2 separate regions of the Homo sapiens genome follow, and region 2 is linked to region 1. A link is an interaction called in ENCODE POLR2A ChIA-PET data of the cell type or tissue named here. Cell type or tissue: PC-9. All regions are shown on one strand. Region 1 overlaps SMURF1 (SMAD specific E3 ubiquitin protein ligase 1). Region 2 has its middle 5.6 kb from the start of MYH16.

Evidence for each region. ChIA-PET counts read pairs that join two places held together with the same protein. Peaks named below come from ENCODE experiments on the same cell type or tissue, not always from the same donor. Only the 100,000 strongest peaks of a DNase experiment are listed, where the experiment ranks them.
Region 2: POLR2A ChIA-PET joins it to region 1 with 10 read pairs; 3 of 35 experiments call an interaction of 5 or more read pairs at or near these places.

What each region holds. Positions count from the first base shown.
Region 1 is chr7:99,114,943-99,119,942 of GRCh38, forward strand. All of the region lies in intron 1 of SMURF1 (SMAD specific E3 ubiquitin protein ligase 1), which reads right to left. Among named protein-coding and RNA genes, the nearest start is that of SMURF1, 27 kb to the right of the region's middle. In PC-9, no CTCF peak of the experiment used is centred here; no DNase peak of the experiment used is centred here; H3K27ac peaks cover 960 bases.
Region 2 is chr7:99,264,774-99,269,773 of GRCh38, forward strand. It overlaps a transcript of MYH16 not described here. Among named protein-coding and RNA genes, the nearest start is that of MYH16, 5.6 kb to the right of the region's middle. In PC-9, no CTCF peak of the experiment used is centred here; DNase peaks (open chromatin) are centred at 2,908 and 3,388; H3K27ac peaks cover 2,844 bases.

The DNA.
Region 1 (5,000 bases):
TGAGAATGAAAATACAACATATCAAAATGTGTGGCATATAACAAAAGCAGTGAAGAGAACAAAATTCATAGCTATAAATGCATATATTGAAATAGGAAGACCTGAAATCAATAACCTAAACTTCCATCTCAAGGAATTAGAAAAAGAACAGCAAATTCAACCCAAAGCAAGCAGAAGAAAGGAAATATTAAAGATTAGAGCACAGATAAGTGAAATAGAGAATAAAGCAGCAATACAGAGAATTAAGAAAATCAAAAGTTGGTTCTTTGAAAAGATCAATAAAACTAACAAATCTTTAGATAGACTGACCAAGGAAAAAGGAGAGAAGATTTCAATCACTAGAAATAAAAAAATGAAAGTGGGGACACGGGCCAGTGCAGTGGCTCATGTCTGTAATCCCAGCACTTTGCGAGGCTGAAGCGAGTGGATCACCTGAGCTCAGGAGTTTTGAGACTAGCCTGACAACACAGTGAAACCCTGTCTCTACAAAAAAGACAAAAATTAGCTGGGTGTGGTGACACACACCTGTAATCCCAGCTACTTGGGAGGCTGAGGTGCGGGGATCACTTGAGCCTGGGTGGCTGAAGCTGCAGTGAGCTGAGATCATACCACTGACAGAGTGAGACCCTGTCTTGAAAGAAAGAGAGAGAAAGAGAAACTAGGGACACTACTACTCAACTTAAAAAAAAATACTATGAATAATTGTATGCCAACAAATTAGGTAACCCAGATGAAATGGACAAATTCTTAGAAATATGCATACTACAAAAACTGACTCAACACAAAAATTAAAAATTTTTTAAAGACTCAAGAAGAAAGAGCAAAATGAATAGACCTATAACAAACAGATTAATTCAATAACCAAAAGAACTTCCAAAAAGAAAAACTCTAAGACCAGATGGCTTCACTGGTGAGCTTTACCATAAACATTTTTTTTTTTAAATTAACAAAACCCCTTCATAAATTCTTCCAAAAATAAAAGAAGAGGAGCCATTTCCTAACTCATTCTGTGAGGCCAGTATCACCCAGATACCAAAGTCAGACAAAGATGTTACAGACCAATATCCTTTATGAGTACAGATGCAAATAATCCTCAACGAAATATGCACAAATTTAACATAGAGCATATTAAAAGGATTATACACCATGATCAAGGGATTTATCCCAGGAATGCAAGGGTTCAACATACAAAAATCAATCAATGTAATATGCCATGTTAATCGAATAAAGGGGGAAAACCACAATATCATCCAAATTGATGCAGAACATTTTTTTTGACAGATTCCAACATTCATGATAAAAATATCAACATCCTTGGAATAGAAACTCCCTCAACTAGATAAGGGACATCTATGAAAAACCCACTGCTTAACATCATATTTACTGGTGAAAGACCAAATGGCTTCCCCACTAATAACAGGAACAAGACTAGACTGCAATTGCCAAATAAGGTATCTGGATTGGAATGGAAGAAGTAAAACTATCTCTATTGAAAAATGACATAATCTTATATATAGAAAACCCTAAAGAATCCACACAAAAGCTGTTAGTGCTAATGAATAAGCTCTGCAGAACTGCAAAATACAAGATCAACATACTAAAATCAGCTGTATTTCAATATACCAGCAATGACAATCCAAAAATGAAATTCAGAAGAGAATTCCATCTACATTAGCATCAAAGAGAATAAAATACTTAGAAATAAACTTAACCAAAAAAATACAAGACTCATACACTGAAAATTACATTATTGAAAGAAACTGAAGACTTAGACATCCTGTGTTCACAGACTTAATAATATGAAGACATAATATTAGATGACAATATTCCTAAAATTAACCTACAGATTCAAAGCAATTTCTATCAAAGCCCCAAGTGCCTTTTTTATAGAAATGGATATGCTCATCCTAAAATTCATATAAAACTACAGGGGAGCCCAAATAGCAAAAACGATCTGGAAAAAGAACAAAGCTGGGGGACTCACACTTCCTATTTTAAAACTTACTACAAAGCAATAGTAATCAAAACAGTGTGGTACTGGCATAAGGAGAGACATTATAGATCAACAGGATACAATTGAGAGTCCAGAAATAAAGCCATATATTTACAGTCAATTTTTTTTTTCAAGAGGGTGCCAATACCATTCAATGGGGGAAAAGTCTTTTTCAACAGTCTTTTCAACAAATGGTGCAGGAACAACTGGATATCCACTAGCAAAAGGATAAATCTGGACCCCCCTATGTCACACTATATATAAAGATTAATTCAGAATAGAACAAAGATCTAAATTTAAGAGCTAAAATACTAAAACTCTTAGAATAAAACATAGAGGTAAATTAGTTATGACTTTGGATTAGGTAATGATTTCTTCAATATGATACCAAAAGCACAAACAACGCTTTTTTTGGTTTTGTTTTTGTTTTTGAGACAGAGTCTCACTCTGTCGCCCAGGCTTCAGTACGATAGCATGATCTCAGCTCACTGCAACCTCCGCCTCCTGGGTTCAAGCGATTCTCCTGTCTCAGCCTCCAGAGTAGCTGGGATTACAGGCGCCCACCACCACACTTGGCTAATTTTTTTGTATTTTTAGTAGAGACGGGGTTTCACCATGTTGGCCAGGCTGGTCTCAAACTCCTGACCTCAGGTGATCCACCCACCTCGGCCTCCCAAAGTGCTGGGATTACAGGCGTGAGCCACTGCACCCGGCCACAACAAAATTTAAAAATAAAGAACTCCATCATTTAAAACTTTTATGCAGCAAAGAACACTGTTAAGAAAGTAAAAAGATAACCCATAAAATGGGAGAAAATATTTGGAAATCATATATCTGATGAGTCTAATATCAAGAATATATATGCTGAGCGTGGTGGCTCACGCCTGTAATCCCAGCACTTTGGGAGGCCAAGGCAGGCGGACCACCTGAGGTCAGGAGTTCAAGACCAGCCTGACCAACATGCTGAAACCTGTCTCTACTAAAAATACAAAAATTATTGGACATTTCTCTAAGGAAGATATACAAATAATGGATAAATAGTGGACATTTCTCTAAGGAAGATATACAAGTAGCCAATAAGCACATGAAAATACGCTCATCCTCATTAGTCATTAGGGAAATGCAAATCAAAACCACAATAAGATACTACTTCCTACCCTTTAGGATGCCTGTAATAATAACTAAACAGCAAAAAACAAAACGATGATGGAAAATAACAAGTGTAAACTAGGATGTGGAGAAACTGAAACCCTTGAACACCACTGATGGGATGGTAAAATGATGCAGTGACTGGAAAACGGTTTGGCAGTCCCTCAAAATTTAAATACAGAATTCCATATGACCCAGCATTTCCATTCTTAGGTACATATCCAAGAATAAAAACATATGCATATGTTCACACAAAAACTTGCCCACAAATGTTCATAGCAGCATGATTCCCAATAGCCAAGAAGCAGAAACAATCCAAATGTCAATCAATTAAAAGAATGTGGTCTATCCATGCAATCAAATATTACTTAGCAAGAAAAAGGAATGAAGTATTGATACAAGTTACGACAGGATTGAACCTTGAAAACGTTATGCCAAGTGAAAGAAACCAACACAAAAGGCCACATACATATGATTTCATTTTCATGAAACATGTAGAACAGGCAAATTCATAGGGACAGAAGCAGATTAGTAGTTGTAAAGCCTAGGGTTGGGGGAACAGAAAGTGACTGCTAAATGAGTATTGGGTTTCTTTTGGGGGTGATGAAAATGTTCTAGAGTTAGATAGTGGTGATGGTTGTACAACACTGGGAATGTACTAAGAGCCACTTAATTATACACGTAAATTTTATGTTGCAAGAATTTTACCTCAACTTTTTTTTAAAGACAGCTCTATATTATACTGATATGGGAGGATCTCTAAGATAGTTCCTATTTATTTCTGCATTGTTATTTTTAGACAGGGTCTTGCCCTGTACCCAGGCTGCAGTACGTGATGCAATGACAGCTCACTGCAGCCTCAACCTTCTGGGCTCAAGCGATCGTCCCATCTCAGCCTCCTGAGAAGCTAACATGCCAATTTTTTTTTTTTTTTTTTTTTTTTTTTTTTTTTTTTTTTTTAGAGACAGGGTCTCGCTATTTTGCCCAGCCTGGTCTTGAATTCCTGATCTCCAGGATATATTGAGGAAAAAAGCAAAGTAAAGAACAGTGTATAGTGTGCTTCTTCTTAAAGGGGGATGGGGAGGTAGAGAAAGAATATATGTACAAGTATTTTTATCTAGCGTATCTTTGCTAAAATATACAAGGAATTGTTACCAGTGGATTGCCTCTGGGGAAGAGAACTTGAAGGCAAAGGCCAGGCGTGAAGAGATTTCCTTTCCAAATAAGCCATCTTGTACAGTTTAAATATTACACTGTGTATATATCACCTTCCCTCCCCACAAAGAAATTAACCTTTTAGAAAGAGTAAATATGTAAATAAAGGGGCCATTATATAATGAAAATATGCTCACAGGAAGGTTGTTGACCCATGCCAGGAGAAAGAAAACACTGGGAATGAGATTCTAGAAGTGTTTATCTAACAGTGACAGATATTGGAGTAATTTTAAAAAATATAATTAGGCATTTCCCAAATACAAGATTATATAAACAGTACAATGCATCATAATAGAAGCTGGAAGGCTGTGTATGTGACAACAGCCTGCTCAATGATAAGCTCCAATCCTCAGGACCCATGGCTCTCCAGGGACAGGAAAACCTGGGCAGCTTCCTCCTCTCACTTCAGATCTCCCCAGTTGGGGGCCTTTGGGCACTGACAGGTAAGGGGGTTCTCTATATTGAAAGGAGCTTTCAAACACCATTTCTATGATTCAAGGAGAAAGAGAGATTGTATAAAATACTCATGGTTATAGTCCAACACCCCATTTTCAACTCTTTTGTCTTGACTCTGAAGATCTTCCAACTGTCCCTAAAAATTTGATGTATTGGTTTAACTCATGGTGATACGGTTTGGATATGT
Region 2 (5,000 bases), 150 kb after region 1:
GGGCTTTGCCCACACAGACCCTATGGTTCCTCCTAGTACTGAGATTCTACAACGACCCAGCTCTGAATCTGGAGGGGCCCCACTTCTTGCAAACCACGGCCCCTTGAGCAAGTCATTGGACCTTGAGAGCAGTGCTGCCCAATGGCACTTTCTGCAATGATGAAACGTTCTCTTCTGCACTGCCCAATACGGTAGCCGCTAACCACATGTGGCTGAGTTTTAATTCAGTTTTAAGTGAATAAACTTTAAACAAATACCTCTCCTGCATGTGGGTGTCCTGCAACATCAATGCAAAGTTTCACTCACTTGTTCTTTGTCCTCCAACCCCAGGAGCAGCTGAACAAGCTGATGACCACCCTCCATAGCCGCACCCCATTTTGTCCGCTGTATTATCCCCAATGAGTTTAAGCAATCGGGTATGTTGTGGGGTCACGGCTCCCTGCTGGAAGTCCTGAGGTTCTGTGAAGTTAGTGTTCATTCCAAATTAAGTCCACCTTTCATCACCAAGGCTGATGGGGGCAAAACAAGGCTCTGAGAGAAACCTCAACAATGGGTCATCCAAGAATCATATTCTAGCTGCTTTATAAAGCAGAATGGTGCCCAGCCAGGCAGAAATCAAACTTGGGAGCTTTTGGGCATTGGCCAAATGGTGGGGGACCTGGGGCCTCTGGGACAGTGACAGGAGAAGACTGGGGATGATGGCACAGATGCTCAGTTCAGCCTCCTTGAGTGGCCAGGACTGGCCTGTCCCACCCCAGAGGAGGGACTCTCCATCCTGCACCCTCCCCCTTGGCAGGTGTGATAGACGCCCACCTGATCATGCACCAGCTAGCTTGCAATGGTGTCCTGGAAGGCATCCGTATCTGCAGGAAGGGCTTCCCAAACAGGCTGCAGTACCCGGAGTTCAAACAGAGGTGAGTGATGTCTCCCTGGGTGCAAGGCTCAGATGCCCAGGAGTTGACCAGCTGATAAGTCACATCCCACTGCAGCAGATATTATGGTGCTCTGCCAATACCACCTCACCATCAGTCACTACCTTAGTACACACTGGCCCAAATTTCAGAAGAGATTGGGCATGTTCAGGGTGGTATGGCCATAGACACTTGCCCAAATTTCAACTGCCAGCCCCTGCATTTCTCAGCTGCTGGATGCTGCTTTGCCCTTTCTTGGCAAGCTGAAAGTCCTGGGAATTAATGCCTCCCTGGAAGGAGCCCTCAATCAGTGACTGAGGAGAGCTGGTGTATAAATACCTCAGCTCCCTCACCCTTCTGGTGGCTAAATCTGAGACATTTTCCAGACATGCGCTCAGACAGCAGTGTGTTGGTAAATGTTAAACAAGAGCTCTTCTGGTCCAAAAAAAACCCCGATTGCTAGTGTCTGCCCATTTCCATGATGTAAATACTCCCACTGTGGCTCCCAGTGATCCCAGCAGCATTAAGCTCCAGTTGCCTGTTGCACTAACTGCCCCCATAACGTGCCTTTTATTGGCTTTCTTCCCATTCCCCACTCTGCCACCTCCCAGATAAACTACTTGCACTTGAATTCTTATCTCAGGGTCTGCTTCTGGACGAACACTGGGGTAACTAATACCCCCACCTTAGAGATGATCTTCTACCTCCTCCAACTTCCTAGAACATAGGGCCACAGATTGATGGATCAGGAAAGGTCACTAGAGGTCACCTTATCCAAGCCCCTCTGAAGTCCCCAGTTGGGGACTTGTGTGTCCAAGATCACAAAGGGGGCTGCTCCCAGGTCATGATAAAAAACCTGTTTGCTGATGTCTGGATCAATGCCCTTTTCTCAACTCCAAGCTCTATCAGGAAGGGATTTTGGTGTCTTCATTTCTAGAAACAGCTCCTCCCTGTACCCCCAACCCACACCAATGTCCACTCCCAAGCTGTAGCCCTTATTCCAAAGCCTCCTATTGATCTCATCTCTCTGCCTCCCAGGGGCATCTGTCAAACAAGTCTAATCTCTGTCCAAAGTCCATCTCAAAGACCAGCGGATAACCGCATGAACATGTTTTATGTGCTGTCAGCTTGGGCACAGTGATGACTGTCAATCATCTCTCTCCTGCCAGGTACCAAGTGCTGAACCCCAACGTGATTCCCCAGGGGTTCGTGGACAACAAAAAGGCCTCAGAGCTGCTGCTTGCAGCCATTGACCTAGATGTGAATGAATACAAAATTGGACACACCAAGGTAGGGTATGGTGGGCGGTCTCCCCCTACACACCCCCTCAGCCTTTTTCCAAGAAGGTGGGCTTTGGGGTGTGGATTCCACCTGACCACTGACCAATGGCCTACTTCGGGCAAGTCTGCCAGCTGCTGAGAGCCTCAGTTTCCTGAAAAATCAAGATTGGTCATGCCAGTCTCATAGAATTTGGGGAGATTAGAGGCAACACGCATAGAACTCAGCTCAGCTCAGAGGGGAACTCAATCAATGGTAGAATATTTCTTAGAACCCTACGTTTTGTTTTGTTTTGTTTGAGACAGGGTCTTCCTGGAGTGCAGTGGTGCAATCACAGCTCACTACAACCTGGAACTCCCAGGCTCAAGTGATCCTCCTGCCTCAGCCTCCCAAGTAGCTGGGACTTAAGGCATACACCATCACACCCAGCTAATTTTTTAAATTATTTGTAGAGATGGGGTCTCACTCTGTTGCCCAGGCTAGTCTCAAACTCCTGGGCTCAAGCAATCCACCTGCCTCGGCCTCCCAAAGTGCTGGGATTACAGGCATAAGCCACCACACCTGGCCTGAGCCCTGAGTGTCCAAGAATAAAAAGGGCCAATGAGAATCAAGGTCATGGATCTGGCCCGTGGGGAAGTTTGCTTGGGCAGAGCCTGGACAATGAAGCACTGTAAGCCCAGCTCTGAGCCAGCGGCTGAGATGGGACTGACTCAGACAGAGCAACCTCCTGCTCCTGACTCATGGGGCCCGAGTTGCCCTGGGTCTATCCCATTTCCTGGCCCTGCAGCATCCTGGTGGGGTTGTAAAGGCTAGCCAGGCCAGTGGTGCCAGGTGTCCTTCTATAGCCGCCCTGCCCCCCACAACAAACTGCACCCCAACATGATCGCCCCGTGACACAGGAGGTTCACAGGCTTTGCAGTCAGGAGAGTCAGCTCAAAGCCTGCCTCTGTGCCGCCTGGAGCAGATCATTTCTCTCTCCAAGTTCTCACGCATGACGCAGGCTTGGCATGGAAGCTTCCAGCATGCCTGTGCCTCTAATGCATCTGGTCACTCAGCAAACACTTATGGTGCGCCTACTGTGTGCCAGGCATGGTTCCAGGCTCTAGGGACACACAGTGAAGAGAACAGAATGAGTCCCTCACTCCCTGGAGCTTGCTTTATAATACTCTGTGTGTGTGGAATTGTAACACTGCCCTAGAACCTGCTGGAACTGTTTGTTTTGGCATCCTTCACAATTAAGATGTGCTGTAAATAGCTAGATTGACTTGCGGGGGACACTTGAGGTTTGGAGACAGGATCATGGAATAATTGAGCTGGAAAGAATCTTAGAAACCAACGGGCCCCTCCTTTCCCTACCCACCCTTGACAGATGGGAAACTTAAGAAAGCCTGGAGAGGGGGTGGAGGTGGCATGCCCAACTTCACAGAACGAAGCGGGACAGAGCTAGTCGGCATAAGGCCCACCAGTGGCGGTCGTGTGGCCGGGAAAGCCGGAGCTGGTATCTCAGAATCTGGCACAGCTCAGAATCTTGTCCGTTTACCACCTGGCCAAACAGACTGCATCTTGCTGTTGTACAAGGGTTGCATTAGGCACGTCAGTTCCAGGGGAAGGCCCAGGGCTGCTGGGGACAGTTTTGCTCCCTGAGGACTAGGCAGACTGGCAGCAGGAGGAGAACAAAGAACAGGATGGTTCTGACTGCAAATGGTGTTCCTATGTTTGGAGTTGGCTCAGGTGGGCCCCACCCCCAGCCACATGCTTGTTTCAAAGACTAAACCTCAACGCCAATTAATTTTGAAATATCAGGAAATGTTTTATGACATCAAGCCTGATTTCTCTACCTTGCGATGTCTAGCTCCTCGGGGGTCCTTTTGAGGGGCAGGGAGCATTCTTCCTCATCTTTTGCCCACAGTGGCTCAGTTAGGTGCTGTACTCCCTGGCCCCGTGTGGCATTTTGGGTTCCCGCAGCTCAGAGGTCCCAGGGGCCCTGCAGGCAGCATTCTGTCCGGACAGGAGGGGAAGCCTAGGTCCCCCAAAGGGACAGTGACTTAACCACAGTCAGACACACAGCACATCCAAGGAAGGCTGAGGCCAGAATGCAGGTCTCCTGGCACCTTCTATCCTTCTAAAAGTTTCTATTATGTCCTATTTGAAGCCTGTAAAAAGGTGTTACATTATGAAACATAATAATAAAGCCAGCACCCTGTGAACCCACTGAAAAGCCCAGAATGTCAACCTTTCATGTCTTTCCTCTCCCATCCCCTCCCTACCCCCAGGAGTAACCCTGTCTTGAATTTTGACATGAACCATTCTCTTTTTTTTTTTTTTTCTTAAGAGACATGGTCTTGCTCTGTCGCCCAGGCTGGAGTGCAGTGACACGATCACAGCTCACTGTGGCTTCAAACTGTTGGGCTCAAGCGGTTCTCCCACCTCAGCCTCTCGAGTAGCTGGGACTACAGGTGCACACCTCCACATCTGGCTAATTTTTGTATTTTTTATAGAGATGGGGTCTCAATATGTTGCCAAGGCTGTTCTCCAACTCCTGGGCTCAAGTGATCCTCCCACCTCGGCCTCCCAAAGTGTTGGGATTACAGGCATAAGCCACACCACCTGGCTTATTTCCTTACCTTTCAAAAATAGCTTTAGCACATATGCCTGCAGGTCGTGCTTGGTTTTGAGCTTCATGGAAGTATCATACTTGACACACCCTTCCGTGACATTCCTCCATGACGTGCTTTTATCGCTTTGCCATGTTTCTAAGCTTCATCCTCATTGGTACGTGACATTGTCACTGCCACACTGTACTGCAGTGCT